Regions from separate parts of the Homo sapiens genome. Here region 1 is linked to region 2. Evidence: read pairs that join two places in POLR2A ChIA-PET (ENCODE). Cell type or tissue: PC-9. All regions are shown on one strand. Links, peaks and the distances in the headings refer to the core of each region. The heading gives the core; the rest is flanking DNA.

The links. Peaks named below come from ENCODE experiments on the same cell type or tissue, not always from the same donor. Only the 100,000 strongest peaks of a DNase experiment are listed, where the experiment ranks them.
Region 1: POLR2A ChIA-PET joins it to region 2 with 13 read pairs; 8 of 35 experiments call an interaction of 5 or more read pairs at or near these places.

The regions. Positions count from the first base shown.
Region 1 is chr6:42,502,427-42,519,052 of GRCh38, forward strand. It overlaps LOC124901534 (small nucleolar RNA U13), which reads right to left and starts at 3,180; the gene lies at 3,074-3,180. RefSeq lists enhancers at 36-175, 4,818-4,937. In PC-9, for the core only: no CTCF peak of the experiment used is centred there; a DNase peak (open chromatin) is centred at 3,145; H3K4me3 peaks cover 366 bases; H3K27ac peaks cover 1,133 bases.
Region 2 is chr6:42,397,471-42,414,096 of GRCh38, forward strand. All of the region lies in intron 2 of TRERF1 (transcriptional regulating factor 1), which reads right to left. It also overlaps the pseudogene LOC124901512. Among named protein-coding and RNA genes, the nearest start is that of TRERF1, 46 kb to the right of the region's middle. RefSeq lists an enhancer at 5,081-5,130. In PC-9, for the core only: no CTCF peak of the experiment used is centred there; DNase peaks (open chromatin) are centred at 4,861, 6,241, 7,161 and 7,711; H3K4me3 peaks cover 831 bases; H3K27ac peaks cover 4,283 bases.

The DNA.
Region 1 (16,626 bases), core at 3,041-11,040, 100 kb after region 2:
TTCTTCTGGGTGTCAGCAGCCTACTAAGACATTGCCTAGGGACATAAGGATTTCCCCTCACTTCTGAGAGCAGAGATACCTCTGCTAGCCACTGCATGCACAAAGTAGAAAGTGGGAAGGGGCAGAAGTATCAGGCTTCTCCTACCCAAGTGTACAGTACTGGGTTAAAAATAGTAACCCTGCACAATTCATGTTCACCCAGAATCTTATTTGGAAATAGTGTCTTTACACAGAGACTTGGTGTCTGTGTCCAAATCACTATCTCTGTCTTCCCAGTGGGGAGAAGACCATGTGAAGACAGAGATTAGAGTGATGCATGCACAAGCCAAGCCATGCCAGAGACTGACAGTAACCACCTGAAACTAGAGCCTTCAGAGAGAGCAGGTGCCTGCTGACACCTTGATTTTGGACTTCCAGCCTTCAAAACTATAAGAGAATAAATATCTATTGTTTAAGCGTCCCAGTTTGTGGTACTTTGTGATGGATGCCCAAGGAAACTGATACACCAAGTAATCCTACCAATCACTCTTGCCCCACTCTCCACCCCATTTTTCATCTTTCCAATTTTTAACTGTAAGATTCTCAAGTTCATGATAATGTAGAAGCCTTTTCCATCTCTCTTGTAGGTGACAATAACAAATTGACCCGATATCACCCCCTACTTTTAGCCAAGAGAAAGAAATTTACCACAAGACAGTCTTTCCTACTTGGTGTACTTGCAGTTGAAACTCAGTGTTCCCTCCTAGACATCAGGTCATTGTGATTCAACTCTTTGAGTCTCAGTTGATTCATCTAGAAAATAAGAATGATAATACTACCTCCTACCCAACAGAATTATCATGAAGATCCATAAAGATGAGTGTCTTCGTCCATTTTCTATTGCCCTTTTTTTTTTTTTGTCTCGCTCTGTCAGCCAGGCTAGAGTGCAGTAATGCCATCTCAGCTCACTGCAACTTCCCCCTTCTGGGTTCAAGCAATTCTCGTGGCTCAGTCACCTGAGTATCTGGGATTACAGGCATGTGCCACCATGCCCAGCTAATTTTTGTATTTTTAGTAAGGAGGTTGTTTGCCAGGCTGGTCTCAAACTCCTGGCCACAAGTGATCCACTCACCTTGACCTCCCAAAGGGCTGGAATTATAGGCGTGAGCTACCGTGCCCAGCCCATTTTCTGTTGGTTATAACAGAATACCTGAATCTGGGTAATTTATAAAGAAAAAAAAATATTTCTTATAGTTATGGAGGCTGAGAAGTCCAAGGTCAAGGGGCCACATCTGGTGAGGGCCTTCTTGCTGGTGAGGACTCTGCAGAGCCCCAAGGTGGCATAGGGCATCACATGGCGAGGGGGCTGAGCATGCTAGTTCAGGTCTCTCTTCCTCTTCTAATAAAGCCACCAGTCCTACTCCCAGGATAGCCCGTTAATCCATTAACCCACCGATCAACTAATCCCTTCATGAGAGCAGAGACCTCATAACCCAGTCACCTCTTAAAGACCCCCTCCTCAATATTGCCATGTTGTGGATTAAATTCCAACAAAGTTTTGGAGGAAATAAATATTCCAACCATAGCAATAAGTTTGGTAAAGCCTCTTGCAACAGAGCCTGACGCAGAGTTGGGGCATTATATTTTCCTTATGCTAAGTGCCACTAAGATAATATTAGCAACTATGACACATATAGAAAGTAATACATGTCATCACAACTTTTGCACCGGTTATCCAATTCTGTGAAGATACCTTAAGAAAATAACATAAACTACTGAAACTTTACGCTTGAAAAATGTTCACCATAGTAATCCTTTAAAAAAGACACTGGCAGTAACCTGAATAGCCAACAATGGGGGAGTGATTACATAAATCTGCATTTTCCAATGTATATATATTTTTTACTATGCAAATGTTCTTTATCAATTCATATATATAAATATACTTATAAAACTTGTAGTATTTTAAAATATTTTATAATTTCGTTTTCTTTTTATTTAACAGACACATATAATGCTTATTATGTACCAGGCACTGTTCTAGGCATTGTTACAGGCACTTCAAAAATATTTAGAATATTACACTTATAAATATTAGCTCATTGATATATGTTTTACAATTTTTTGTAAAATTGTTTATGTTTAAAAAAGTATTACAATTCTACAAAAAATATTAATTTAATATAATCCAATAATATTCATGTTATTAAGACAAAATTCAACTTTCTGTTTAACATGACACATACTTTAAATCAATTATGTAAGACAAAATATAATTTGTGATTTACATTTCGAAATGGAATTGTTTATTATGGTTAGTTTAGGGACCAAGCCTATATTCAGTATAGATTAAAAGTAACTACATGCAGCTGGGCGAGGTGGCTCATGCCTGTAATCCCAACACTTTGGGAGGCTAAGGTGGGTGGATCACCTGAGGTCAGGAGTTCAAGACCAGCCTGGCTAACATGGTGAAATCTCGTTTCTACTAAAAATACAAAAATGGCCGGGCGCTGTGGCTCACCCCTGTAATCCCAGCTCTTTGGGAGGCCGAGGTGGGTGGATCACGAGGTCAGGAGATGGAGACCATCCCGGCCAACATGGTGAAACCCCACCTCCACTAAAAAAAAAAAAAAAACATAAAAATTAGCCGGGAGTGGTGGCGGGCGCCTGTAGTCCCAGCTATTCCGGAGGCTGAGGCAGGAGAATGGCGTGAACCCGGGAGGTGGAGCTTGCAGTGAGCCGAGATCGCGCCACTGCACTCCAGCCTGGGCGACAGAGCGAGACTCCGTCTAAAAAAAAAAAAAAAAAAAAAAAATTAGCTGGGCGTGGTAGCACACGCCTGTAACCCCAGCTTCTCTCGAGGCTGAGGCATAAGAATCACTTGAACTCAGGAGGCAGAGGTTGCAGTGAGCCAAGATCAAACCACTGCACTACAGCCTGGGCAACAAAGTAAGACTCTGTCTCTAAAATAAAATAAAAGTAACTACATGCTATGGCAGTCAAATGGACAAAAGCTATTGTGATTGCCTAGTGTTTAGAATTTTTGCATTTTAGCTTAAAATATCAACTTTTTTAAATTAAAAATTTCTTTTCACATCAGATGAGTAATGTGCTGATGTCATAACAAGGAAGTTTGAAGGAGTCACATCTCACATATTAGCATGAAAACCCAATCATCACCCTTATGAATCACAAACGGATCTCAACTGTTTTATTTTTGGACATTTTATGTTTTGTTTCAAAACAAAGAGATGAGAGATTTCAGGCTGTCATTTGCAAACAATTTTCTACAAGTACATTTGGAAATGGAATTGGGGTATGGATAATCATTATTCCCAGTAAATGAATTGTTCCTTGCTATAGTTTGAATGTGTCCCCTAAATTTCTTTCTTTTTTTTTTTTTTTTTTTTTTTTGAGACACGTCTCACTCTGCCATCCAGGCTGGAGTGCAGTGGTGCAATCTCAGCTCACTGCAACCTCCACCCTCCCGAGTTCAAGCAATTCTCCTGCCTCAGACTCCTGAGTAGCTGGGATTACAGGCACCCACCACTATGCCCGGCTAATTTTTGTATTTTTAGTAGAGATGGGGTTTCACCATGTTGGCCAGGCTGGTCTCAAACTCCTGACCTCAGGTGATCCACCCATCTCGACCTCCCAAAGTGCTGGGATTACAGGCGTGAGCCACCGCACCTGGCCAGCATAATGTTTTTAAGGTTCATCCATGTTATAGCATGAGTCCGTGTGGAATTTATAACAGTCCAATAGACTTCTTAGGTGTTAGTCCCCAGTGTGTTGTGCTGAGCGGGGTATGGACTGAGGCACTGGCTTATCATCTCCACTAACCCTGTGTGTATCCACGTGACACACATCCAGAGGCTCTCATGCTGCTCAGCTTTAAAGGGGCAATGTTTCAAATTAAAAACTGAGCTACTTTTTATTTTTTGAAATTAAAACAAATGCCATTGCTGTCTTTGACAATGTGACCCCCCCCTGGAAAGATGTTCATGAATCCTCTAGAGAATCACGAGCACCTTATGGGACCCCCATGAGGTGGACCTTTTTGCAGCCATTAGATGTGATGCTCATGAAGACAAAATCTACGAGAAAAATGTTTATGATCTAATGTCACAGGGGAAAGTGTAATACAAGGTCATAGTATGCTATGAAAATTAGAGGAAGACCATTTAAAACTGCGTAAAGACACTTCTGATGAGAAGACAGAAAGGGAATGTACAAAATAATAACAATACCATGCTGGATGGTAGAACCATGGGTACATTTTTTTCCCTCCTGAACTTTCCAAAGATCTGTAATGTGCTTATATTACTTTCATAATTTAAACAATGATCACTGGCCTTGAGCAGCTTTTTGCTCAAGTCAACCTTGGTTCAAGCCATCACAAAAGTACATGCAGACCCTCATGTATCAATAGATAGGAATCTTTAAGTTAAATGATTGGAAAATTACACAGGAACCACTTTCTAATGTTCACTTTGGAAAGATAACTGCCATTGGCTTGCCTTTTAGAAGACAGCTTCTTTTAATGAGGCCCTTTTTGTACTTCATTAATCCACCCCCAACGGCCTTTAATTAGACCAAATTCTGTTTCCCACACACTTCTTTAAACAAAAGAACAGTACATTCATGTAATGTACCAGGCCACCTATTTAGCCCACCTGTTTTAATGTGTTGGGAAGGACATCGGCTTGGTTGTTCAGGAGGTCTGAGGTCTAACCGTAGCTGTGTGGACTCTGGCAAGTGAAACTCCCTTCTGAACTTTTTTCTTTCTCATCTGTTCCATGTGAATGGGAGTCCTGACTTCTATGGAGCTCTAAGTGAGAAGGAAATTCTCAGCTCCTTAAATGATCTCTGTATTTCTCATAAGTAGACATACTCAGGCTGAAAAGCAGGAAAGTAGAAGTGTGATCAAAAGGCTGGAAAGCAGGAAAGGGAAGTGTGATCAAAAAGGGTTCACATGAAAATAAGCAAGACAGGAGAGAAAGCACCGGAGGGTGAACCTCAGGAGACCTGAATTCTACTCCCAGCTCTGCCACTGGTCACTGGCAATCCTGAGTTAGTCATTTCCCTTCTTTAGGGCTCAGTTTCTTCTTCTGTGAAATTAGGTGACAGGTCCTAAGGCCCCTCCGGTCACAAATTCTATATATATATATATTTTTTTTTTTTTGAGATGGAGTTTCACTCTTATTGCCCAGGCTGGAGTGCAATGGCGCGATCTCAGTTCACCACAGCCTCCACCTCCTAGGTTCAAGCGATTCTCCTGTCTCAGCCTCCCGAGTAGCTGCGATTACAGGCATGTGCCACCACGCCCGGCTAATTTTGTATTTTTAGTAGAGGCGGGGTTTTTCCATGTTGATCAGGCTGGTCGTGAACTCCCGACATCAGGTGATCTGTCCACCTTGGCCTCCCAAAGTGCTGGGATTATAGGCATGAGCTACTGCGCCCGCCCCCCTCCCTCCTGTCACAAATTCTATTAATATGTGATGCTATATCACAGGACAAGGATTGCCTATTTAGCCTCACTTGGTTCTTACAGGACCTCTTTGTTATTCAAAGGACTCAGCAAAATGTTGACTTTTTAATCTTTTAATTCATTCTCCCGTCATCTGTGAAGTAAATCAGAGGAGAAAATCCAGATCAACATTCCCATTTAAGCCAGTTTCTTGAGGCTGATACTTAACAAACAATAAACTGATGAATCATGAGATGGCCTTGGAAAATATTAGACACTTAAATCTTCTCAACATTTTTCAGGAAATAGGCTGTAAATGGGGGAAGAAAAAAATGTAAATGTGTTCAAGATGGGGAATTGTCTTAAATAAAAATAACTACATTTTATTTTTAAATTAAAAAAAAAAATACTTCCCCTGCAAGAACACTTAGGATGAGAACAAAAATACTATTAGGGTTTTTTTTCTTTAGAACTCACAGCCAACTCTTGCTAAACAGAGCATTTTGGAAAATTTGCATCATGGCTGCAGATTCAGGCAAGGAGGGTGGTTGGGATGGGTGACTTTTCCAGCCACTTTCCCAGTTACTTGGTTTCCCTGATGGTGACACTCTGCTGTAAAACCAAATGCCACAATCATCAGGGGAAGGTGTGGGGTAAAAGCATGGAGGTGGCAACGTTTATCTTCCGGCTCAGTACCTGGTTGTCTCCTGCAGTGGCAACTCCTCTAAAAAGGTGCCCACTAAGGCCAGGCGCAGTGGCTCACGCCTGTAATCCCAGCACTTTGGGAGGCCGAGGCAGGCGGATCATGAAGTCAGGAGATCAAGACCATCCTGGCCAACATGGTGAAACCTCGTCTCTACTAAAAAAAAAAATACAAAAAATTAGCCGGGCGTGGTGGCAGGCGCCTGTAGTCCCAGCTACTTGGGGGGCTGAGGCAGGAGAATATTGTGAACCCGGGAGGTGGGCTTGCAGTGAGCCGAGATCGTGCCACTGCACTCCAGCCTAGGCAACAGAGCAAGACTCTGTCTCAAAAAAAAAAAAAAAAAAAAAAGGTGCCCACTACACCCATAATCCTTTTTGTTTCTTTCTTTTTTTCCACACAGTCAAAGCTTTTTCCCAGGACAAAACTTCTAAGTGTATTGTTCAGATCTATAAGTGATCGAGCATGTCCTACATGGCGTTATATGTTCCCTATGTTGATAAGCTTCTACAGGATTCAAAGGCAGAATTTTCCAGCTACAGTTACAGTCACCAGCCTGGGTTGAGATAGCATGGGGATGTGAGAGGAAGGGGTGTTTCTAGGGTCTATCCATCAGGGTTCAGTTGCAGAAACCACTAGGGCTAACTTAAACAAATGATTCCTTGACAAGAGAAATAGGTACTTAAAAAATTGTTTGAGGGGCTGTAGGAAGAGCCCTACGGTGACCTTCCAAGAATGACTCCCCAGAACAAGATGGCAGAAGTGGCCCATAAGGGAGCTGCTTCTTCTGTCACTACAATAAGTTGGAGAATCAGGAAATACCAGAAATACTAGGATCACATCGTTCCTGACACCCACAAAGCTAAGAACCAGACACTGGGACTCTTCCCACTTCTGTCACAGAACTCCATTTATCTCCACACATGTGCATGCCAGGAGAATGACAGAGAATAGCAGAACTGTGGCCCCCACCTTATATCTGTCTTCCAAACTCCCAAGTGAGTTTCCTTGATGGACTCAGAACTCAGCTCTAAAGGAGTCTAGGAAATTAATAGTCTTTCTCTTTTTATCTGAAGCATTTAGCAAGGCATATTAGCGGAAAAATTACCCCCACTTGTTTCTGCCCTGGAATCCTATAAAAGTTGATCAACCTTGGGAACATATAACCCATTGTAGGGTATTCTCAACCACTTATAGCTCAGAACAATGCATTTCAAAGTTTTGCTGGGAGTCGGAATGGAGCTGAGTGGGCCTATCTGTAATATTTGTCATGGAGTGGGGAAAAACACAATTCCCCCTAGGCCCCTTAAGGTTCACTATGATACACCAAAGCCAGCCCTGAACATCATCATGTGTATAAGAAGAATCTATGCAAAGTGTAAGACCTTCTGGTGGGGGAGGACTCTGAGTACAGAATATAAATCACTCTTGGCTTCCCAGAGCTTACGCTGACTCATTTGAGAAACAGAAAAAGTGACTGGCAGGCCAACATATACATACACATGCATATAATATACATATATGCACACACATATATATGAAACTTTTGAAAAAAATGCACTAGGGAATTTATTATTTGCATATTTAAAAAATCTACCTTAGATAGCATCAGTATGTAGAGGCTAGGGACATGTTCAATTCCAACATTTATTGAGGGCTGACTGAGTACCAACTGAGGGCTAGATACATCCATGCGGGCTTTTCCATTTAGTCTTCATAATATGTGAATGTAGAATTCCAGAAGCATGAGATAGCTAGACACATAGATATCCTTGGATATATAAAACAGTTATTAGATTTCCCTGGCTGGAAAATTTAGGGATAGAAACTGAGTATGTGTGTAGATGATGCATTTATCTTTATTGAGAAAGTGAGCATTGAGAGGAAGGTGCACTCATTTAGAGAAGATGTCGGATTTCCAAAATCAGACATGTGGGGAATAAATATGTGTAGCTCACATGGCATTGCACTGCTGATGATCATCTTAACTATAATTTAAAGGTTAGATTATAATTTAATGGTGTTATGAATGAAGTGTTATGACCTCGGCATACTGCCTGGTTGATGTGTGCCTGTATATGCACACTTGTGTGTCTTGGGGAGGGGGACGTTCTGTTTCAGAAGTCACCAAAAAGAAAGTTATTCTTCTACTTAAGAGGAAGCAGTAAAACACTAACCCACTGACACAACACATCACAAAACACAGAACACAGAAGTAGCTGGTCAGAACTCTCATATTCAAAGGCAGATCTTCCATCTCCAGCAGCCAAAGACTTAAGCCATGTTCCGGGTAAAGTAACAAGAGGAAGGTGTTTTTCGGAACCATCCTGAGGAAATCAAAGGCTTTTGGGGGGCAACTGAATGGGTAAGGATTCTGTATTTATAGGTAGAATGTGTCCAAGATGGATGGAGGAAGACCTCCTGATTTGGGAGGTAAGTCTTGCCACCAGGTGGCACACACTATTGTCTTTCTTGTTCTTTTTTATTTCTTTAATTTTCTATATTGATAGTAATAATAATAATGGTATCTATTGAGTTTTGTTTTTGTTTTTGTTTTTGTTTGAGACAGAGTCTTGCTCTGTCACCCAGGCTGGAGAGCAGTGGTGTGATCTCAGCTCCCTGCAACCTCTGCCTGCTGGATTTAAGCAATTCTCCTGCCTCAGCCTCCTGAGTAGCTGGGATTACAGGCACATGCCACCACACCCAGCTAATTTTTGTATTTTTAGTAGAGACAGGGTTTCGCCATTTTGGCCATGCTGGTCTTGAACTCCTGACCTCGGGTGATCCACCTGCCTCTGCCTCCTAAAGTGCTGGGCTTATAGGCGTGAGCCACCGCTCCTGGCTACTGAGTTCTTATATATGTGTTTGGTATTTACTACCTCATTTAATAGGCATGTCATTGTTCTCATTTTACAGACAAGAGAAGGACACTTAAAGAGTTTACCAAAGCCATAGAAAAAATAACCATGGACTCCAGGATTTAAACCCAGGTCTGTCCCCAGAGCCTGAGCTTTTAACCACCATTGAGGTCCTAGCATCAGGACCGAGTCAACGAAACTACTGTGGAAGTAGGCCCAGTTCTAGCACAAATGCAGAGAAGATGTGGAATAAAGTATAATCCAAATAAATCTCCAGGTGCTAGGAATGAAGAGAACCATCAAAGGCAGAGCAGCTAGCTGAGCTGATGTCATAGTAGCCCAGAAGAATATGGATCTGGAGTTAGGGCCGGGGGCTAATACCTGTGAGAGGACAGGAGGAAGGCAGCGAGCCCTGCATAAAATTGAAGGCCTTGAGCTGGCATGGTGGCACATGCCTGTAGTCCTAGCCACTTGGGAGGCTGAAGCAGGAGGACCGCTTGAGCCCAGGGGTTTGAGGCCAGTCTGGGCAACATAGTGAGACTCCGTATCTTAAAATAAATAAATAAATAAATAAATAAATAAATAAGGCCTTGTGGCACTCTTCCCCCCTTAAATGGAGATAGAAAAACTGGACATGGGCCCTGGGAATCAGCCAGGAAGCTCACCATTTGTTTAAGGTCTGGAACATGAGGGGGAAAATGTCATCCAGAGAAACCTAAACCCTGGGCCTATGCCATGTGCATAGGAGTGAGGGCCATTGACACACTCAGCATTCTGGCAGAAGCAAATGTGTGAATCATCTCCGCGGAGAAAATGTTACTACTCAAGAGTTTCAAGGATTCCCATTGGGAGAAACAACCTGCTGAAGACAAGTTCACAATAAAAAATTACAAACACCCTACTATGCTGGTGAGAGTCAAATCCTGTCTAAGATTTAAAGAGTGAAAAATAGGTTGGACTGGAAAAAGAAAGAAAAGAAAAAGCAACTGTCAATTCAAGCCAGAAAGAAGACAGACATAAAGAAAGCCAGCTGCAAAGTTCACAGGAACATTGCTTCCCCCAAAGTCAGTCGGCAGCTGTAAAATGCCATAAAGACCCCCTCTTTGAACGTTGACTGCTTTCCTACCAAACTCCCAGACAGCTTTGCCATACCCACCTATTGCTGGTTAGCCCATTGCTGAGCTACTGCTGCCTCATGGCAGCACCCAATACCTACTTAATCCCCACTTCTCTTAACTGACCCCACCCCCAACCAGAGTAGGAGCAACCAATCCAGAACTGATGCCTACTTCCCTTAGAATCTTCAGAATCCTTCAGCAGCTTCCTGTCTTCCCTCTTTGGAGCGACACTCCACATTTCCCCCGGAGTGGCCTCCCTTGCTGGACTGAGTTAATAACTAATTTGGTCAGACTACAGACTGGCTCCTGATGCTCCGTGGTGATTAGATTTTTATCAGTAGAGAGTTAGCATATGCAACAAACAGAAAAATTGGCACTTAACCAAAAGTCAATAGAGAATCTAGAGGATGCTATAAATAATAAGTTGACTTTAAATGATTAAAGAAATGATGGTGATAATGATAATGATAGCAAACATATAATGCTGTTCTAAGGGCTTCACAAAATATTAACTCATTCAATCCTCACAAAGTTCCTGTGAAGTAGGTACTATTGCTTTCTCTCTTTTACAGATGAGATATTAGGAAATTTGCTCATGGTTACCACAAGCTATTAGAGTGGCAGAGCTGAGATTTGAACCCACGCAGTTTAGTTCCAGAGCATATGCAACTAATCACTATAAATTAAAAAGCAACAGGACACTATTAAATAAAAGTAGGCCAATTTGAAGGAAGAACCAAATCAAACTTCCAGAAATGAAAAATAGAGTCACTCATTCATTCATTCGTCAAATATTTATTGAGCTCATATAATGTGCCAGACACACAGAGGCTCTGAGGATATTGCAGTGAACAAACCAGACAAAAATCCTTGTCCTAGTAGAGTTTACTTCTTTTTTTTTGGGGATGGTGTCTCGCTCTGTCACCCAGGCTGGAGTGCAATGGCACAATCTCGGCTCACTGCAACCTCCGCCTCCCAGGTTCAAGCGATTCTCCTGCCTCAGCTTCCTGAGTAGCTGGGATTACAGACGTGTGCCACCACACCCGGCTAATTTTTGTATTTTTAGTAGAGACGGGGTTTTGCCATTTTGGCCAGGCTAGCCTCAAACTCCTGACCTCAGGTAATCTGCCTGCCTCGGCCTCCCAAAGTGCTGGGATTACAGGCATGAGCCACCATGCCTGGCAGAGTTTACATTTTAATGAAGAAGACACAATAAATATAATGCGTAGCATGTTAGGTAGGGCTAAGTGCTACACAGAAAAAATAAAGTAGGGAAGGGGGATATGAAACATCAAAAAGGGGGTTAAGGCCATGTGTGGCGATGCGCACCTGTAGTCTCAGCTACTGGGGAGGCTGAGGTGGGAGGATCACTTGAGCCTGGGAGGTCGAGGCTGCAGGTGCCACTGCACTCCAGCACTCCAGCCCGGGTGACAGAGTGAGACCCTGTCTCAAAAAAAAAAAAAGAAAAAAGAAAACAGAGGAGACGGGGCGGTTGAAATTTTAGATAGGGCGTCTGAGAAAGCCTCACTGAGAAAGTGATTTTTATTCCACTCCTGAAAAAGTGAGAGAGCAAGCCAAATTGGTATATGGGGAAGAACTTTTCAGGCAGAGGAAGCAGCCAGAACAAAGGGCCTGAGTGGGGAACCTGCCTGGTGTTTTTAAGTCACAGCAAGGAGCCTTGCTTGCTGTGTGGATAGAAGTAGAGTGTGTGTGTGTGTGTGTGTGTGTGTGTGTGTGAGAGAGCGAGAGAGAAAGTAATGGGAGATGAGTTCATGACATAACAGGGGGCCAAATCATGCAGGGGCTTGCAGGCCACACTGAAGACTTTGGTTTTACTCCAATGACAAGGGAGCCACTGGTGGGTTCTGAGCAGAGGGACATAAGGATCTGACTAAATTTCACAGCATCACTCTGGCAGCCATATTGAGAATAAAGTGTAGGTAGACCAGCCAGGAGACTACTGCAATAATCCAGGCAAGAAATGATGGTGACTTGGACCAGATCTATTTTTAGGTAAAACCCATAAGATTTCCAGTATTTGCAGTGTTAGACAAAGAGGAGTTAAAGGTTTTTAAACTGAGCATCTGTAATATCTGAGTACCACCTGTAATCTCATTAACTGAGATAGGAAAAATGGCAGGGTTTGGGAATGAAGATCAGGAGCTCCATACTTCCAAGTGGAGATATCTCCTAGCCAGCTAGGTATAGGGGTCTGGAGTTTAGGGGGGAAATCTGAACTAAAGACATAAATTTGAAAATTATCAGCATGTCTGTGGTATTTGAAGTCATAAGACTCATGACTTCATCTGGAAAGTGGTTGAGATTGTAAAAAAGAGAAGAGGTCCAAGGACTGAGCCCTGGGGATTTCATCATTAGGAAGTAAGGAAGATGAAGAGGAACCAGCAAATGAGACTGAAACAGAACACCCAGAAATACAGGAAGAAAACCAGGTGACAATGGTGTCTTCAAAGCCAGATGAAGGAAGTTATTAAGGTGTAAAAGCCAATAGATGGGTTAAACAGAAAATTAGGCCCAGATGAAGACAAAATTAGTAAATTCAAAGTTAGAAGACAACGGAAAATTTAAAAAGAGTGATTAAGAGAAATGGAGGAAAAAGAGATTCAACATGCATTTAGTGAGCATCCCTGCAGAAAAGAAGAGGGAATATGAAAAAAGCAATCTTTAAAGAGGAGAATATCTAAGAATTTTCTATAATAAAATTTAAAAAGATGTGAGTGTTGTCGGCTGGTGGGTTGGTTTCCCTGGGAAGTAGACTGGGACACAGATTAGCACACAGGAGGCTTATCAGGGAGTGCTCTTGGGATCAGCACCAGTGTCGGGGGTGGAAGCAGGACTGGGCAGAGGGAGAGGGTGAGTTATGATGGAGTCTCAACTAAGACTTCAGCCACCTCATGAAAAGAATGACCTGGTTTGCCCAGGACTTGGAAGTTTCCTAGGATGTGGAAATTTCAATGCTAAAGCCAGGATAGTCTCTGGCAAACTAGGATGAGTTGATCATCCTACCACGGGGAACTCTGAGACGAACATGGAACTTTAGAATTGTCCACCATGGGGATGAGAAGACTGGTTCTTTGTAGTCCTGCATCAACCAATCACTGGATGCAGCCTGTCTCCAGGAAGTAGTGTGACCCTGTGAGTAAAGCAGCACTATTCAGCCGAGAGCAATTCCTGTAGAGGACTGACATTTCTGACATTTGAGCATTGTCTTCTAGAAGCAGCCCCAGCTCCCAGTACCCAGCATCTGGAGGATTAGGTCCTTTGGTCTGGAAGAGAGATTTGGGTAGTGCAGGATTACATCTGCCATAATGAGTCTTTCTTTTGACAGTTCTCAAAAGAAGATGTACAAATGGCCAAAAAACATATGAAAAAATACTGAACATCACTAATTATCAGGGAAATGCAAATCAAAGCCACAGTGTGATACCACCTTACTCCTACAAGAATGGCTATAATTTAAAAAATTAAAAAATAATAGATGTTGGCATGGATGTGGTGAAAAGGGAACGCTTTTACACTGCTGGTGGGAAAGTAAACTAGTTCAACCACTATGGAAAACAGTATGGAGTTTCCTTAAAGGACTAAAAGTAGATCTACCTTTTGATCCAGAAATCTCACTACTGGGTATCTACCCGGAGGAAAATACATCATTATATGAAAAAGACACTTGTACAAACGTTTATAGCAGCACAATTTGCAATTGCAAAAATATGGAACCAGCCCAAATGCCCACCTATCAACAAGCAAATAAAGAAAATGTTAAATATATATATATAATGTATGTATGTATACACGCACCATGGACTACTACTCAGCCATAAAAAGGAACAAAATAATGGCATTTGCAGCAACTTGGATGGAGTTGCAGACCATTATTCTAAGTGAAGTAACTCAGGAATGGACATTGTATGTTCTCATTTGTAAATGGGAGCTAAACTATGAGGATGCAAAAGCATAAGAACAATACAATGGACTTTGGGGACCGGGGGAAGGAAGGGAGGGCGTGAGGGATAAAAGACTACACATTGGGTACAGTGTACACTGCTCAGGTGATGGATGCACCAAAATCTCAGAAATCACCACTAAAGAGCTTATCTATGTAACCAAATATCCCTGGTTCCCCCCCAAAACCTATTGAAATTAAAAACAAGAAGAAGACTTGAAAGGATCAAACTGTGTTTTAGTAATTTAACTCTGTCCCAGAGCAAAGCTTGAGACATTTATAAGAATATGAAAACATCCAGCATCTAACAAGGTAAAATACACAATGTCTGACATCCAATCAAAACTTACTAGGTATGCAAAGAAGTAGGAAATTATAATCCATAACAGTGAGAAAAATCAATTAATAGAACCATATTGAGAAACAGCACAGATGACAGAATTAGTAAATAAGAACATTGAAAGTTATTGTAAGTATATTTCACATGATTGAGAAGCTAGAGGAAAGACTGAGCATGTTAAGTAGAGACATGGAAGACATAAAAAAGGCCCAAATTGAACCCCTAGAGATGAAAACCATAATGTCTGAGATAAAATGTCACTGTGTGGCCTGAACAGCAGATTAGACACTACAGGAGTTAATAGAACTCATCAGAAAGATTTAACAATCAGAACCACCATGTACCTAAGAGTAAAGCCTTAAAGTCAAAGTGTATTAAGCAGAAATTAACAGATCCAAAGGAGAATTTGATAACTTCACAATCATAGTGGAAGATTTTAGTATTGCTTTATCAATATTTGATAGTAAAAAAGTGAGATTTTAAATAAAATATATACTTTTAAACATTTTAAATAAAAATCCAAAGTAAGCACAAATTGGCATTGAAGGTCTACAACCTCATGTACTGAGACATTTGTCATCTACCATGAGCTACTTTAGGGCAGGAACTGTGTCCTGTTTAGGATTGAATCTCCAGGGCCCAGCATGGGGCCTGACACTTTTTAGATTATCAATAAGTAAATACTTATACATTCTAAATAATAAGTGAATTCTAAATAAGTAGCTAAAGCATTAGTAAGTCTACAGAAGAATTAAATGGGCAGTTAAACAGTTTGAATTAATGGAGATGTATACAACTGTACCCAATAGCAAATAGAGCATACATATTTATTTCAAAAACATGAGAACAACTAAAATAGTCAACCATACAGTAACCATTAGACAATGAAAATTTTGCTGTCATCCAGTTGCAGGCGACTCTAACTGTAACTGATGTTTTCTTGCTATATAAGCAGTGAATTCAGATACTTTTAATGGTTCTTGCAAGTATAGTTATTTTATTTTCTGGGAAGTTGAGGAGGGGGCAACACTTCCTTCCTCCCATTCTTCATGCTGACAAGCTAATATCACTTCATAATCAGACAATAAAAACAAAAATCTTGATACAAGGACCTGACAGAACAGCAAGAAGCGATGTGGAACTCAATACAGCAGGTCCAAGAAGTGACTTAACAAAATCTCACAATCAGAGAATGTTAGAATTCAGCCCAAATCTCTGTATTGATCATCACCTTATTGAGAAGACGAGATATGAACTGTAAAATTATACTATACTGATTGTATAATAAACGGACATTCAGTTTTCAGCTCATATGTTGTTTCTATAAACTCCCCTGTCAAAAAGTGCATTCAAGTACATACTGCTATAGTTAGATATCTGGGTTGATTGAGCCCTATCTGATGATAGGCAGGACTCTCATGCCCAAGGAGATGAAATGAAATAGACATCAGTCTCATGGAAGATTTCTTCTTTTTTTATAACAGTTTTATTGAAATGTAATTCATACGCCATACAGTTCATCCATTTAAAATGTACGATATGATGTTTTTAGTATATTCACAGAGTTTTAAATCATCAACACAATCAATTTTAGAATATTTTCATTACCCCTGAAAGAAATTTTGTACCCATTTGTCCCATTAGCCATCATTCTTCATTGCCCACAACCCTAGGCAAACACTAATCTACTTTGCGTCTCTATAGATTTGCCTATTCTGCATATTTCATATAAATAGAATAATATACTATGTGGTCTTTGTGATTGGCTTCTTTCACTGAACATTTTCAAGGTTCATCCATGTTGCAGCAGGTATCAGTACTTCATTCCTTTTTATCAAATAATAGCCTGTTGTATAGATAATACCGCATGTTATTTATCCATTAATCAATTGATAGACATTTGAGTTGTTCCTACTTTTCAGCTATTATGAATAGTGTTGCTACAAGGAATTCCTGTATAAGTTCTTGTGGAGACATAGGTTTTCATTTCTTTGGGTTGTATAGCTAGTAGTGAAATTGCTGGGTCATATGATAAACCTATGTTTCACACTTTGAGGAAATGCCAGATTGTTTTCCAAAGCAGCTGCACCATTTGACATTCTCATCAGCAGTGCAGAGTTCCAATTTCCCCACATCCTTGTCAATATTTGTTATTATGTCTTTTTAAATTATAGCTATCCTATTTCATTGTGGTCTAAAT
Region 2 (16,626 bases), core at 3,361-11,360:
AATGGCTTTCACCTGCCTGACAAAATCCCCTATGTCCCAAGACATCTTCTGGGAAAACAGATACAAAATGCCCAATGCCTTTGCCCCAGGAAATGCCACCTCCTATTCAGCCACCACTCCTCACCTCACTCATCCTCGTTGTTTGTCTTTTCAGGTTTCATGGACAGCATTTATTTTCCAATAAAAACCCCACTCTATTAAACAGAAGGACACCCAGCCAATTGTGCCAGCTCAGAAGCTTGTCTCCATCAGAAGTGCATTAATAACCCACTCAAGCGAAGTGTATGACTTGCTAGTTTGGGCAGGTCATAGGTCAGAAGATATCTGCTCTTAGAGAAATAATATATACAGCAATCGTCTGATAAACCAGCCAAAGACCAACATTACAGAGCAGTGGCACTGTGGAGGGGTCCTCCAGAAAGCATGGCCAAAATAGAATATTCCTTCCACTCATCGCAGAAAGTCTGAGTGATGTGAGCTAAGACAGCAAAATATTTTCACAAGCATTCCCACCGGTCAGAAGCCAACTCCACTTTGCAACCTGAATCCTATATTATTATTTGGGAATGACTGTTTAGCATCAGTGATTCCCAAGAAGAAGGTGATAAGTCAGTAGGATGGGAAGGGCAGGGGCCCTGAAGTCAGAGTCCTGAGTTCAAATCCCAGCTCCAGCACTTGCTAGCTGTGTGCCCCTGATTAGATGATGTATGCGGACTGGATGAACATACACAAAATATTCAATAAATACCAGCCCTCTCCTAATGCCTTCCTTCTATCTCCAACCCTACCCCCAAAGTGAAGCAGGTCTGAACATTTTGCAAAACCATTATAGGGCATGTACCATTTAAACCCAGGACAGAATCACCTCTGAGTTTGTGCAGTATGGTAATAAGGAATCCAGAGTGTGGCCATCACATGCCCTTGGTCCTTATTTTCCTAAGCACCTTTCCATAATTTGCCCAGTGCCAAAATTCTATTCATCCTTCAAAACTCAGATCCAATGCCATCTTTGCATCTCTCAACAAAAATTAACCCCCCGCTTCCACTACTCCATTCTGCCTGTGTGCTTACTTTGTTCTCCTTGGTATTACAGTTATGTTATGGTTCTGCCCCTCCAACTCCAAAGAAAAGACTCTCCAGAAGTGAGATCTTGTCTCTCTCATTCCCCAAACCTTCTGGGCCTGGCACATTGCCTTGTGCATGGCAGATCAAGAAAGATTTTGGATGAACGGGTGAATAAATGGATAGACGGATGGATGGGTGGTTGGATGGACGAATGTATGGGGAAGGAATCCATTCAAGATTGTCCTGACACCATGTAAAATGCATGATCAAAGCAATTCTGTAGTGAGAGCTCATCTTAAGTAAGCCAGTGAAACTACAAGGAGATCATGCACTGCTAGGGAGACCATCCCACAGGTAACACCAATGCTCTGGGGAGCAGCAGAAATACTGGCCTGGAACCTACATTGTGTAGGCCTGATTCAAGCTCTGATCCAGTGTGTACCTCAATCAATTCCCATCCCCTCTATGGGCCTCAGTTTCTCCATCTCACCACCTGCCGCCTGGAAAACACAGGGAGAGATTTAACCAGATGGAAGGAAGTCAGGCAGCATGGAGAGAAAATGCTACATAGTCCCCAGGGTCCATTTTATTTTCTAAATGGTTTTGTTGTTTGGTGACTTTTAAAAAGAAAACTCCAATGGAAGAGAAATGAAACAGAATGTACAGAATTTTTTTTAAATAAAACAAAAATCAGAAGGAAGTAGGTCCCTCTCATAGGTTTCTCATTAAACCAATACTGTAGTCAAATTATAGTAATGAGCTGGAGTTATCATTCCCTTTACAGACAAAAACATACTAAACCTAAAATGATCAAAGAGAAAGTATAGACCCCACCACACTAAATTCCACCCCAGAGCTCCCCTGACAGTGAAATCGTTCCAGACTACCAAGCGAGGGACCTGGGTGTCTTCAGGTATCTGCTTGCATGAAAGGAAGAGGTCCTCCTGAATGGAAGCCAACACCCAAATGCCAGCACACAACCAGGAAAGAACCCAGACCTTGGAGCGGCTGCAGCGCTGGGGTCCCTGGCCAATGCAGTCCCGGTGTAGCTTTGTATCTAAAACACTGGAGCAAGCAAGTTCTTCCAGTTTTAAGACTTTGGAAAAGTCACATGCATTGCTGTAGTCTGTTCCAGGCCTAATGCTGATTTGAAGTAACCAGAACTTGACCATGGGGAAGGAGAGGGAGTAGGGAGGAGAGAACACCTCCAGTGGGTCATTGAGACTAGAACTGTGGCATTCTGAACATGTCTGGTAGTAACTGAATGCTCTGGGAACAGAGGCCAGCTTCTCTACCCTAGTTTCTCATTCCCATCCATCCCCCATGGTCAGATCCTCTATGGTGTGGTAGTGAATGGAGAAAGTCACTTTTGTTGCCCACCATTAATCCACACTCTTTCTGTTCTCCAAGAGGGTCCCACAGGACCTCAAATAGATGGAATTCTTGTATTAGAGCCATCTGATATTCCAGGAGTCACTGTGAGACTGTGGAAAGAACATACTCTTTGGAATCAGAATTGTGTTAGAATCCTGATTGTCACTCAATGGAACCCACCCCAGAGGAAAACCTGCTTTCACTGGATCCAGTCGTCTCCAAAGAGGAGTCACAGGACCTGCATCTTTTGTGTGGAGAAAAATACTCCTGGTCCCAGTCACAGACCATAAACCTAACCTCAGCCAGCTACACCCTAAATGCAGCACCACTATTACACAATGGAGAACCAAGCACAGGGGTCTCGTACGGCTCCATGTGATACAACCCAAATGACAGCTGATGACAGCTGCGCAGCCCAGCATGCAAACACATGCCAAGAAGGAGGAGTAAGGCAGCTAGATAATAACAAATATAACTATCCTGTGAGGTGGGGCGGGGGCAGCAGTTTCACCCCATCTCATTGTGAGGGGCTTTCCTTTGGCACAAGCATTCACGATTGCTTGACACTGGCTTGCTTATTGGGGGTACACCTGGGGATGCAGTTGCAAACAAAACACAACCTTTCCCCAACCCCAATCACCCACCACCACCAGGGCCCATGCCCTTAGAAGGGCAGTAAACATTGGCTGGAGGAACAGCAGCATCCTTGTGAGACTGTGGGTTCCAGAAGCAAGGGGGCTCCACTCTAGGACAATCACCTCCCCACAAAGCTGGGGATGGGAGAAGACGAGGACTCACGGAGAAGACACCAGCAATAAAAAAGGAGGCAGGTGTAATGGGTGTCCAGCCATGGCAACCATTATCCTGAATGTCCCCAAAGTCCCAATGTCAAATAGTCTGTCACCACCACCCCCATAAACACTGGCTGTGTCCCAGACAGCACCACATTTCAGAATCTCAAATAGATGTTCTTGACAGGTCTTGCTCCCAAGGAAGACACAAGATTGTCTAGGAGACCCGAGTCCCAACTGGGGCCTTGGAAAGGACAGAATTCACCACCTCTTCTGCTTCACTGGCCAGAGAAAGGTGGAGGGGTGTGAACTAAACTGCAGGGGCCCCTGGCCATCCTCCCAATGCACCAGAAAAGCACGGCCCTGTCAAAGCATCCGGGGCCAATCATTTGAGAAGCCTTTGAAGAGGAGGGCACAGGCCACAGAGGGTGGGAAGGGCAGGTATTCTATGGGGGCCAGCAGCAAATACCTCAGTGGAGAGGCAGCAACCAGCCAAATGAGTACAGAGGCCAATCTGAGATACTGAATTAATTACCATAAAAAACCAGGCCGTCAACTACCAGTTACCCAGAAGGACTATCTCAACACCCTTCTTTTCACCAAAGGCTCCCTTCACCATCCGTGCTCTCAAAAGAAAAGATTCACAACACTTCTCATCATTACAATTAACACCTTTTCAGCCCTACTATGCTGTAGGCCTACACCAGGTACTTTAAATATCTCATCAAATGCTTAAAACCACCCAATTCAGGAAAATTGTTATTATCCCCATTTTACGGATGAGGTAACTGAGGCCGAGAGGCTACATAACTTAACCAGAGCTCCAAGGCACAGATAAGCATACAGACATGCACAAAAAGATTTTATCCGCCCCACCAGATTTCAAACTCCATGAGACCCCCAGGCCCTGCCTCAGAGCCTGCTTGCAGAGAACCTAGCTCCCAGTTTGGTGCCAGCATGGATGGGGCACTCCGTGGGTATCTCTCCAGCCACTTACCACTCTCCACACCCTGCCCAACCCCGCCCCACCTGCAAGAGGGAACATGCTGTGCCTGGGAGTCTTGTCTTTTCAGTTCTTCACAACTGAGTTCATCCCCAAAGATTGAAATGCCTCAAGCCCTGTGTACCACTGGAGACCAAATGGAACTTCACGGATTCATTTCTTGAAAAGAAAACCACCACCTGCAGGCAGACAGGAGCCAACTACATTTCTACTTAAGGAAAAAGGTCTTGGGCTTTGAAGCATTCCTCTCAGCAGCCGATAACGAAGAAATAAGAGTGGGTCCTTTTATTAAAAATTAATATTTTACATAAAAACAAAACAGATGCAACATAAACCTCTAGTCTAGAAGCAAGTAAACACCAATTTGCACAGACTTGTTTAGTTGGCTCCAAAATGTGCCTTCCACTGTTTGGAGACCAAAATTAACTTCCAGTAGTAAATTTAGGAATGAAGAAGTTAAGATGGCTATGGACCCTCACCCAAGACCTTGGTACTACTTGGGACCATAAAAAGGATTTTCTATGTCTTTTTAGACCCCTGAGGCTGGGTTGCCTGTATTGCAGAGGGCCCTGTCAGTCCCAACTGGCATGCATCTGCCGGGCATCTGAAAGCTTTACAGTAAATGGTGACTCATCTATTGCAGCCACCATAGGTACCGCTAATGTAATAAGCTGAAGTTTGTTCCATCCACATGAAAGAGAAACACCGGGTGCAGGGCTGTGAGCCTGACTAAAACTGAGACCCCTGTTCACCGCTACTCGTCAGCATCTAGCTGCAACTCAAACTGTAATTACCCAGCTCTTAGGGACTGAAGGCAGGGGGAAGGGGGGTTTCTAAGGAAGGGTCACATCCATAAACACAGAACTCACTTCTTATAAGTCATTTCTTTTGTTATTGTTGTTGATTTGGTTATTACCAAATGTCTACCCTTCTGAATTCTTATAAAGTCATTTCTTATCAAGCTAAGTCTCCCCATGTGGTCACTTATTCAACAAATATTAACGGAGCACCTACTACATCAGACACCATGCTAAGTGCCAGATACACAAAGGTGAGCAAAACAAGATCGAATGCTGCCCTCATGGAGATTCTAAGTCCGGACTAGCTGCTTTACATACCTTTTCTCATTTAATAGATCCATCTTACAGATGAGAAAACTGACGCTAGGAGAGGTCAGGGAAGTCACCCAGGGTCGCACATTAATTAAGTGGGGAGCCTGGACTCACACCCGCTTCTGTGGCACCCTGAAGGTGAGGCTCTCAGCCACCAAGTTGCTGACAAAGAGAGAGGAGCGAGGTCCAGTCCCTGTTCTGAGGAAGCTGGAGCCTAGTTAGGACAGGGACAATAAAGAAAGTATTGGGGTGCAAAAAAGAAAGTACTGGGGTGCTCACAGAGAGGGAGCGGCTCACGAGACAGAGACAGCAAACCTCAGCTGGGGTAGATTCTGGACATCTTCCCCAAAAAAGGCCATGAAAGTGGGAGGGAAATAAGGCCCAAAAAAGCAGGTAAAAACGAGGCTGGTGCTAGGTTGTCTCCCAAAAATTCACGGCCACCTGGAATCTTAGAATGTGATTTTATTTGGAAATAGGGTCTTTGCAGACATAGTTAGTTAAGATGAGGTTATACTCATCTTAAGCTCACCTAATCCAATGACTGATGCCCTTATTTATAAAAAGAGAAAATAGCGACACACACATACACACACACTCACGGAGAATGCCACGTGACAATGGAGACAGGGATTGCAGTGATGTTGCTACAAGCCAAGAAACACCCAGGATCGCCAGCAGCCACCAGGAGCCAGGAGAGAGGCACGGAGCAGTTTCTCCCTCAGAACCCCTGGACGGAACCAACCTTGCCAATACCTTGATTTCAAATTTCCAGAACTGCAAGAGCAGACATTTCTGTTGCTTTGAGTCATCCGGTATGTAGTACTTTGTTTCAGCAGCCCTAGAAAGCTAAGACAAGGCAAGGTCCAGGCAGGCTGTGCACATTGTGTTAAGGAGTTTGTACTCCACCCTGCAGGTGTGGGGCAGATTGTAAGCAGCAGAATGGGATACATTCCAGAGCGCATTTTGTAACCGGAGCTTATATCCTTCAAATCTATGGTCTCCAGTCCTAGAGCTGTTAGTGTCCTCCAGGGCTTCATTGTCCACTGTCCATGCTTTCCCTGCCCACATTCTTCTTGCTGGGCTCATCCGCACTGACAGACTTGAAATTCCATGAGACCCCCCCCAGGCCTTGCCACAGAGCCCGCTTGCAGAGAACCTAGCTCCCAACTTGGTGCCAGGCATGTATGGGGCACTCCGTGGGTGCCTCTCCGGCCACTCACCACTCTGCCTGACCCCACCCCACCTGCAAGAGGGAACATGCTGTGCCTGGGAGTCTTGAGTACTAGACTCAAGTACTAGAATCTGTTTGCAGATGGTGCCCGACTCCAGCCAGGACATTCTTCTGAGCAGATGCCTCTAACTGTAGTTCCCATGGGTTTCTCAAGCTCAACATGTCAAAAGGTAATCTCAGCTCAACATCTTTCACCTTATTTCTCTTGGGTTCCTCCTCATCTTTGTCAATGGTGCCACCAAGCATCCAGTAACATGCTAAAAGCTGGGGGTCACCGTAGACTCCCCTGCACACCTCCACATCCAGGGAACTACAAAATTATCTCTCCATTCTAGTCCTACTTTTTCACTCCATAGCACAATTCTAATCATTTCCTCTCTGGATTCTTGCTGTGGCCACGTGATGCATTTTCATTCCTCTAAGACTCCCCCTTTTCTCCCCTACCCCCACCCCAATCCAGCCGTCTTGAATGTGAAGCCAATGCTGACTCCAAGAAGCACGGCTTTCAGAAAAGCTACCTCCAGCCCACTGCACCCAGCCTGAGGGCCTCTGGTGATTCACAGGCCTTAACCCTGTCAGGAGCCCCACCCAACCTCATTTCCTTATCCTCTCACCCCAGCAGGATACTCTCCTCCTGCCTCTTGATCCTACCGTCTAACCGCTCTCTGTGCCGATTCCTGCTTCCTATCAGAGCTAAGCAAGTGCAGAATCCAAGGCCCTAAGGAGCTAATACCTCAGGGCTGCTGCTTTCTCTTACTAGGAAACTCTCACTTTGGGTTTTCTTTGTGTTCATCAAAAGAGAACAGTTCTCATTTGCAGGACTAAGAGAATTCCTCTTGCCTAAGGGTGGGACAGGGAGATTGAAGGGTCACTAAAAGTTTTACATATTTAGTCAAAGCTAATATACCCACCCCCAGGCTACAGTCAGCAGATAGGTCAGTTTCTCAGGGGGCTGGATAGGGTTCAAAGTTGCAGACCAGTGTAACAGCAACCACCACTTACAGCTGTGCTCCAGAACTCTGGGTATTATTTAATCTTCACGGTAACCCTACCAAACTAGGTGCTGTTATCACTGCCACTTTATAGACAGAAAAGTGAGGCATTAAGGGTTAAGTACTCTGACTCAAAGTCTTACAATTGGGAAGGGAAAAGGCAGCAGTTAAGGACCATCCCAGCTGTGTTCCAGTGAGGTCACTTACAAGGAAGGGAGGGAATTTGGTTCACACAGCCTTAAGATGCGAGGCCCCAGCACACAAGGTTATACTGATGTGTGCTCAGGGATGGAGACAGAATTTGAATCTCCTCCTGTGGGACTCTCTAGGCCTCCATTTCCTTATCTGAAAAACAAGAATGATTAGCCCCACCCAGAAGAGTTATTGGGAGGATTTAAATTAGATGATGTACGTTCAATTACAAAGCAAAATGCCTGGCACACAGAAGGTGCTGCTTCAAACTGAAAATAGACGGGTCTGGTGCGGTGGCTCACACCTGTAATCCCAGCATTTTGGGAGGCCGAGGTAGGCAGATCACCCGAGGTCAGGAGTTCAAGACTAGCCTGGCCAACATGATGAAACCTTGTCTCTCAAACAAATACAAAAATTAGCCAGGCATGGTGATGCACATCTGTAGTCCCAGCTACTTGGGAGGCTGAGGTGGGAGGACTGCTTGAGCCTGGGAGGTGGCAGTTGCAGTGAGTTGCGATCACACCATTGCATTCTATCCTGGGCGATAGAGCCAGACCTTGTCTCAAAAAAAAAAAAATTAAAAAAATTAAAAAAAATAAAAAAAAAATAGGGAAGGGGCAGAAGATCAAGACAGAGAGAAGCAGGCAGGGGGAAGCAACTACCTGCCCCTGTGGAGTACAGGGAAAGTGTTACTGACCCACCATGCAACAAAGCCCATGACACAGAAGCACCGTCATTTCCAAGGGGCAAGAATCCTTTGTGATCACAAAAATAACAAGAGCAGCAGCTAGTGTGTATGGAAGACCTGGAAAGTTCCAAGCACTTTCCAGATACAACTCAGTTAGTCCTCCTCATATCCCTAGGAGGTAAGTTAGTCATCCTCATTTTACAGAGGGAGAAACTGAGGCTCAGAAAAGTTGGCTGACTTGGTCACAGTTATGGAGGCTGGCAGCTGTAAAGCTGGGACCTGGCCCCAGGTGACTAACTCCAGGTCCCACATCCTATCAACTGCTTCCCGAAAATCAGTCAGACCCCCTTCCTGGTTCCTGACCTTCCTCTTCCCTCTTCATCTCAGAATCTTCTTGCCCTTCACCCTCTTCTCTTCTGCCCCTCTCCTCACTCCACGGAAGAAGATGAACTCTGGCCAGTGCCGATGACTCCTCTTGTTGAAAGGGCATTGGTACAGAGGAAGGACCACAGGCAGAGCAGGCAGAGGCCTCTGTCCTGGACCCAAGTCAGCCCAGAAAGGAGCTCACATCCCAGTCCCTGCACACCCCAGTTCCCTCAGCTCACAGGTTGCAATCGGGCTCCAATGAGTTAACAGACCTGGGTATGTCCAGTATATCCTAGACGACTGCTCAAATCTACCTAATGTCTTCTGGAACCTTCCTCAACAAATGCTGCCTCTCTCCGGCATCCCCCATACTGCATCTTAGCCAGTCACTAGCCCCTTGCCCTGAGTGGCCCCAATGTCCCTCGTCTTAAAAACAGCATCCCTGGCCTTGCTGCCTTCTCATGACACTTACCCCCCACCCCCCTCCTCCCCAGCCTTTGCAGGGATTTGTGTAACCACTCCCTCTGGATGTACAAGCTCCCCAAAGGCAGGGACAATAATCCACATTCCCTATGGGATCCTGCATTGTGTCTGTTTTGGCATGCATCCAGGGGAAACCTTGACAAATAGTAACTGAAAAGCACAAAGAACATTTAAGCATTACATCTTAGGTCATTCTCACAACAAACCAGGGAGACACAGAGGTTATTCCCATTTCAACATGAAGAAACAGGGGCTTGGGCTAAGAAGCTCAAGGTCATCTAGCTCCCAAGTAAAGGAACTCAACACTAGAATTCATTAGTTATGCCCCAAAGTGTCCTAAACACACCAGATAAGTGGCTGGCCTCCTTTCCTTCCTGCTTTTTCCACAAACCAGGCTTACAAAAAGTTTCAACTGCATGGTAAATCTAAGTCTGCTCAACAAAATGCTCTCTTTAAGTCTCTGTCTTCTCCTCTTAGGCCACATCTCCAGATCTGAAATGGAAAGGGCACATATTTATTTGCTGGGGGCTGCAGTCTCTTTTCACCGTTATTCGCAATGACTCTGTTGGCTGCCCTGTTTGGGGCTGTGTTTGTCTGTCTGCCCGTCTCTGTTGTCACGCTAGTCCTGGATCTGCCCCCAAACTACAGACATTCTGCAGAGATGGGACAAAACGAGGGAGAGTGGGCAAGGGGCTCCAGGATTCCATAAAACCGGCTCGACAAAGAGAATGCCTGCTCAGAAGTCAAGAACTCCTGTGATCTAATTTGTGGGTGTCACCATTACCTCCTCTCAGGGTGGAGACTGGGAGCTTGAGAAGAGAGATGTGACTTGTCCAAAACCACATGATAACGTAGTGACTCAAATCCAGCTCCATGTGGAAGACTTCCCAGTGCCGTCTCTCCACCGCAACGCATTTCCTCTTTTTACTACAGAATTTCCCCCCTCCTTTCTTCTTTTAAAAACCAACATTCCATGACATATTTACAATTTTACAGAGAAAAAAAAAACCTAATCAAAAGTACATCAAATAAGCCCTATACCTGTCCAGATTCTTATGGACGTGTGCGCACAGATATTTACCAGGTCATCATCAGCACAGGTAAGCGATTCCATATTCTTGTCGCACTTAACTTTGCTCTGTCTATCTCGTATCAAGTGTTTGAGTTCTCCACTGTATTGTTTTCACAGCATTTGCCTAACTATTCCCTAATTACCTGCATTTGGTAAAGAAAAAAGAAAGTGAAACACCTTTGTATCTCTCAGTTTATGATCCAGGCTTCATACAAAATGATGTGTTCCTATGCCTGGGTTATTTCACCAATATAGTCTAAGTATTTGCCTTAAAGAACTTCATCAGTTCTGTGCTTAACTTTGATAACATGTCTTATCCATTGGTTTATTACAACTGTTTCCCTCTTCCATTAACTTCGCTATATAAATAAATATATATATATATATATGTGTGTGTGTATGTATATATACATACACATGTGTGTGTATGTATATATACATACACATGTGTGTGTATGTATATATACATACTCATGTGTGTGTATATATATATATACATACACGTGTGTGTGTGTGTATATATATATATATATCTTTTTTTTTTTTTTTTTTTGAGAAAGAGTCTCACTCACTCTGTTGCCCAGGCTGGAGTGCAGTGGCGTGATCTCGGCTCACTGCAACCTCTGCCTCCCGGGTTCAAGCGATTTTCCTGCCTCAGCCTCCCGAGTAGCTGGGATTACAGACATGTGCCAACACACCCGGCTAATTTTGTATTTTTAGTAGAGATGGGGTTTTGCCATGTTGGCCAGGCTGATCTCCAACTCCTGACTTCAGGTGATCCACCCACCTTGGCCTCTCAAAGTGCTGGGATTACAGGCATGAGCCACCGCACCCTGACATCCTTTAACATGATTTTATTATTTTTATCTTATAGATTTTATTCCTTTATAGTTGAACACATCTCATTCCATTAATGATCATTTTTATGGAATTTTCAAACACATTTGCTCTCGAGGAAAAAATACCACCTGCTTCCTCTGAGTTTTAAGAGTTTGTAAAACTAACTTTTTAATACATCTAAAATTTATAACATATGATGTGAGATATAAATCTGAGTTCACTTTTTCCACACTGTTATCTAGTTTTTCCCAAGAGCTATTTATTGTAAAATTATTTCTTTCACTATTGTTTGCCTCTCCAAATTTGTCATATATAAATGTCTTCCAGGTCAGGCGCGGTGGCTCATGCCTGTAATCCCAACAATTCGGGAGGCTGAAGCAGGAAGATAATTGAGCCCAGGAGTTCAAGACCATCCCAGGCAACATGACAAAATCCTGTCTCTACAAAAAATTAGCTGGGCATGGTGGTGTATGCCTGTAGTCCCAGCTACTCAAGAGGCTGAGGTGGGAAGATTGCCTGCGCCCAGGAAGTTGAGGCTGCAGTGAGCCGTGATCACGCCACTGCACTCCAGCCTGGGTGCAGTGAGACCCAGTCTCAAAATAAATAAATAAATAAATGTCTTCCATTCATTTAGATCTATTTATTGTACTGATCTTCCATTTTCCTGCTTTATCCTACTATTGTACAATTTTAATAACTACTGCTTGCCTGCCTTGTTTGCTTAGAGAAGTCTTGCTCCTAAAAGATTTTCAAAACATCCTTTGATATGCATGTCCACCAATTTTTCCTGATTATTATTATAATTATCATGTTCTTGCATTATGAAGTATTTCACTGGAATTTTAAATGCCAAAAGGGCATGAAATCTAGGCATAAACTTTGGAATGCTGACCCTTTAATGCTTTAATTTCTGATCAGAAGCAGCCATGTAGGATTTTGTAATTTTCTTTGAATAAAAATTGTGTCATTTGCAAACAGCGATATTTTTATCTCTTCCTTCCCTATACCAATCCCTCTAGTTTCTCTTTGTTCCTATATTGTTATGACAAGCATCTGTTAAACTATGTTAAATAAGAGTAGAGATAAGGGGCATTTTGGTTTAGTTCCTGTTTTTCAGGGCACACTTCTAGTATTTCCCCACTCAGTATCTGCAGCCCCTGTGTAAGGATTGCTACACGGTTATACACAAACAGGCTCTTTATCCTACATAGGGGTAAATCCCCCAACACACCTATTTTTTTACTCTTCTGATGCTTTATAATGCATATGTAATTATTTCCAGTATTTTTCTACATCCACTGAGACCAAATTCATTCATCCATCAAACATTTGTTGACTGATTATATTTCAGGCACCGTGCTGAATAATAGGTATTCCGATTTTTATGATTTCTTTCTATTAATATTGGCCTCTCTGTGTTGAATCAGACTTATATTCCTGAGACGAGCCTTGCTTGGTGATATTTCAAGACTCTTTTTTTGAGACAGGGTCTCACTCTGTCACCTAAGCTGGAGTGCTGTGGCATGATCAGGGCTCACAGAGTCTCAGCCTCTGGGGCTCAAGCAATCCTCCCACCATGCGATTCCTCCCAAATAGCTGGAATCACAGGTATGCACCACTGTGCCTGGCTAATTTTTTTTTTAACTTTCTGTAGAGATGGGGTCTCACTATGTTGCCCAGACTAGTCTAGAACTCCTGGGCTCAAGCAATCCTCCCCTGTCAGGTTCCCAAAGGGCTGGGATTACAGGCGTGAGCCACTGTACCTGATCTCAACACTCATTTTTTAAAGAGCCCATTCAGTGACCATAAAATTCATCTGGAAAAATTAATAAAGAATACTGAGATATCAACCTCCAAAACCCAAATCAAACATCTCCTCTGTGAAGCCTTCCCAAACCTCACCTTTATTTTTTTACCCTCGCCTTTCTGAAGTAGAGTTGGAGGCTCCTCAGTCCCCCCTCCCTCCATCACCACATTCATTTAACACAGGGACTGTAATGCAATCAATCAATGGCCATGTGTCTGATTCCCCTCAGGACTCAGTGCCCTGAGGACAGAGACATGGTATATCACCAGGGCTAACTACTATGGCTACTGGATGGTAGATGTGCAATAAACATTTCCTAGTTAAGTCATTCACCTATTTATTTATTCCACTGATGACTTCTGCAGCTGTGTGTTTACATGAAATTGATCTGTAATTTCCTTCTTGAAATGAGCAGGGCATGGACAAGCCCACTCAGTTCCAAGCACATACAGAGAAGCTGTGGTCCAGTGGGCAGGCCTCCTGTCTGGAGAGATGCTGGCAATCTCTAGCTGGCTGGGCTCACAGGGACTGTGGGGAAGGGGACAGCCTAGAACAAAATTATGAATAGTCCCAACAAGTGGGCAAAGCTCTATGATGGGGGAAGTCAGGATGGGCAACCCTCTGCAACTCAGGCATCAGGACATCTATTGAAGGTTACTAAGGCTCCATCCATCCGGCTGGACTGGGCAAGATTCCAACCCCTGAGAGTAGGACTAGTGATGCCAGCTACTAGTTATCAATAAACACTGTGCACTGGTTCTATGACCACCCTGTCAGGTATATTCTATTGCTCCTGTCTCATACATAAAGAAACTGAGGTCCGGGAGGGTTAAGTAATTTACCCAGAGTCACACAGCCAGTAAGCAGATGAGCTAGAATTCAAACCCATGTCTCCCCACCACACCTGGTTATCACTAACAAAGGGACAGGACAGGGTCTTGGTCCCAATTCGGGACCTGGATATCAGGCACGTTAGCAGAACAGGAACTAACACAGAAGCCTCTTAGAAGAACTGAGACTCAGAGAAGGAAACGGGACACAGGAACGAGGCAGGAGGCCCTGCCATGTCAAAGCCAGAATAGTGTCTGAGCCCAGAATCCTAGCCAGAAGGGATCTGAGTCTCCGTTTCCTCAGACCAGACATGACTATAAGACCTGAGGGCAGGGCTTGGCTGAAGGAAATAAGCCAAGGAGCTGCCCTCACCAGGGATGAGGCAGGCAGGGTCTGGATGGGTGTGCACCACTCAGCCCAACAGACCCCACAGAGAACCAACGTGTAGTGACACAGGCTTCCCACCATGGGCAACATCAGCTGCACTCAGAATGGGAGGGAGGCTGTGGAACATGGAGAATCTGACTTTGAATAAATGTCTGAAAATCTTGGCCTTTGGTTTTCTTATCTGTAAATGAACACGGCTGGACCAGATGGCTTCTGCAGACACCGTGGATTCTGTTTTTCATTTGGGGATTCTTTGCCTTAACACCACCAATTATTTGAATTTTTTTAAAAAATCCTTTTTTTTTTTTTTTTTGAGACGGAGTTTTGCTCTTGTTGCCCAGGCTGGAGTGCAATGGTGCGATCTCGGCTCACCACAAACTCCGCCTCCCGGGTTCAAACGATTCTCCTGCCTCAGCCTCCCAAGTAGCTGGGATTACAGGCATGCGCCACCATGCCTGGCTAATTTTGGTATTTTCAGTAGAGACAGGGTTTCTCCATGTTAGTCAGGCTGGTCTCGAACTCCCGACCTCAGATGATCCGCCCACTTCGGCCTCCCAAAGTGCTGGGATTACAGGCGTGAGCCACCACGCCCAGCCTAAAGAAATCTTTAAAAATATTTTCTGGTGCTCTACATGTTCAGAGAAATTTCTCTAGTAATGAACTATAGAAATGATTCCTGAAAGTACAGTCTTAACAGCACCATTTAAATCAGGGGTCCTATGTATGGTCATAACTAGCCAGGCTTTAGGAGGTTTGCAGCTCACACAGGCGAAATAAAAACCAGGAGTTTGGTGTGCATGAATACAAAATTGGGGAATGTTTCTGAAGAGAAAGTCCATGGCCTCCATCATATTCCCAAAGAAGTCTGTCAGCCACCAAAAATGTTAAGAACAACTAACAACTAACTGATCCAAATGGACCTACAAAGTCAGCTCAGTGGTGGGGCATGACGGCTCATGCCTGTAATCCCAGAACTTTGGGAAGCTGAGGCAGGAGGATCACTTGAGGCCAGGAGTTCAAGATCAGCCTGGGAAACATGGTGAGATGCTTGTCTCTACAAAAACAAAAAAAAATTAATTAATTTAAAAAAATTAGCCAGACATGACAGCCATGTGTCTGTCATCCCAGCTACTAGGGAGGCTGAGGTGGGAGGATCACTTGAACCCAGAAGTCTGAAGCTGTGAGGAGTCTGAGTCAGTGAACTATGGCTGTGCCATTGTACTCCAATCTGGGTGACAGGGTGGGGCCCTGTGTCAAAAATAAATAAAAAGAAAAGAAAACTCAGCTAAATCAGTGGAGGCTAGGACAGCAATGCTTAGCCAAAGCAGTCAGGTCAACCGACCAAATGTGCCCAAAGAAATTTTGTAGCCACAAACCATCTTCTACCCTCTCGGACCATCTAGAAAGAATACGGCCACTAATGAAGCCAAAAAAAGTGATTAGGTGGGTCAGGGCATCTCATCTTCACCACTTCAATAGAAAACAGGATGAATTTCATTGCAATAGTTAGAAGTATCATCTTTTTAACAGTTGGTGTATTCGTTCAATACTGGATACTTGGGTACTTAGTATCACTTAATATCACTTAATATCCTCCACCTAATATCAGTGGAGGAACAGGTATCATTTTCTCTACTTTCTCACTCCCCAAAGGTAGACCCCATCTGGAGCTGGTTAGAAACGCATCTGGGGCCTCATTCGCACTTACTGGATCAGAATCTGCATTTTTTTTTTTTTTTTTTTTGAGACAGAGTCTTACTCTGTCACCAGGCTGGAGTGCAGAGGCACTATCTCAGCTCACTGCAACCTCCGCCTCTTGGGTTCAAGTGATTCTCCTGCCTCAGCCTCCTGAGTAGCTGGGTCTATAGGTGCGCGCCACCATGCCCAGCTAATTTTTGTATTTTTAGTAGAGATGGGGTTTCACCATGTTGGCCAGGATGGTCTTGATCTCTTGACCTCGTGATCCGCCCGCCACAGCCTCCCAAAGTGTTGGGATTACAGGCGTGGGCCACCGCGGCAGCCCAGAATCTGCGTTTTAACAAGAGCTCTAGACCCAAGGAGCTTCGTGTGCACCTTAAAGTTTGAGAAGCACTGCTGTGCTTGCGTTGGCCAAAATTTACATAAGAAAAAAATGAAAGATAAAAGAAAAATTAAAAGTGAAAATACAAGTAACAAGAATGTGAGCAAATGTCAGGGAAGAGAAGGAAAGCCAAAAGTTGGCCCTTTGGGGAAGAAAATTTTTCGTGAAATTAATAAACCATGGGCCCAATTAATTTCAAAGGAATAAACTGGAAAAGTTAGAAAAGAAACACAAAGACCCAATAAAAGTGCCACTGATACAAGGAATTTTATGTGCAATCTTCAGATAATAACTTTGAAAGACAAAATCAAC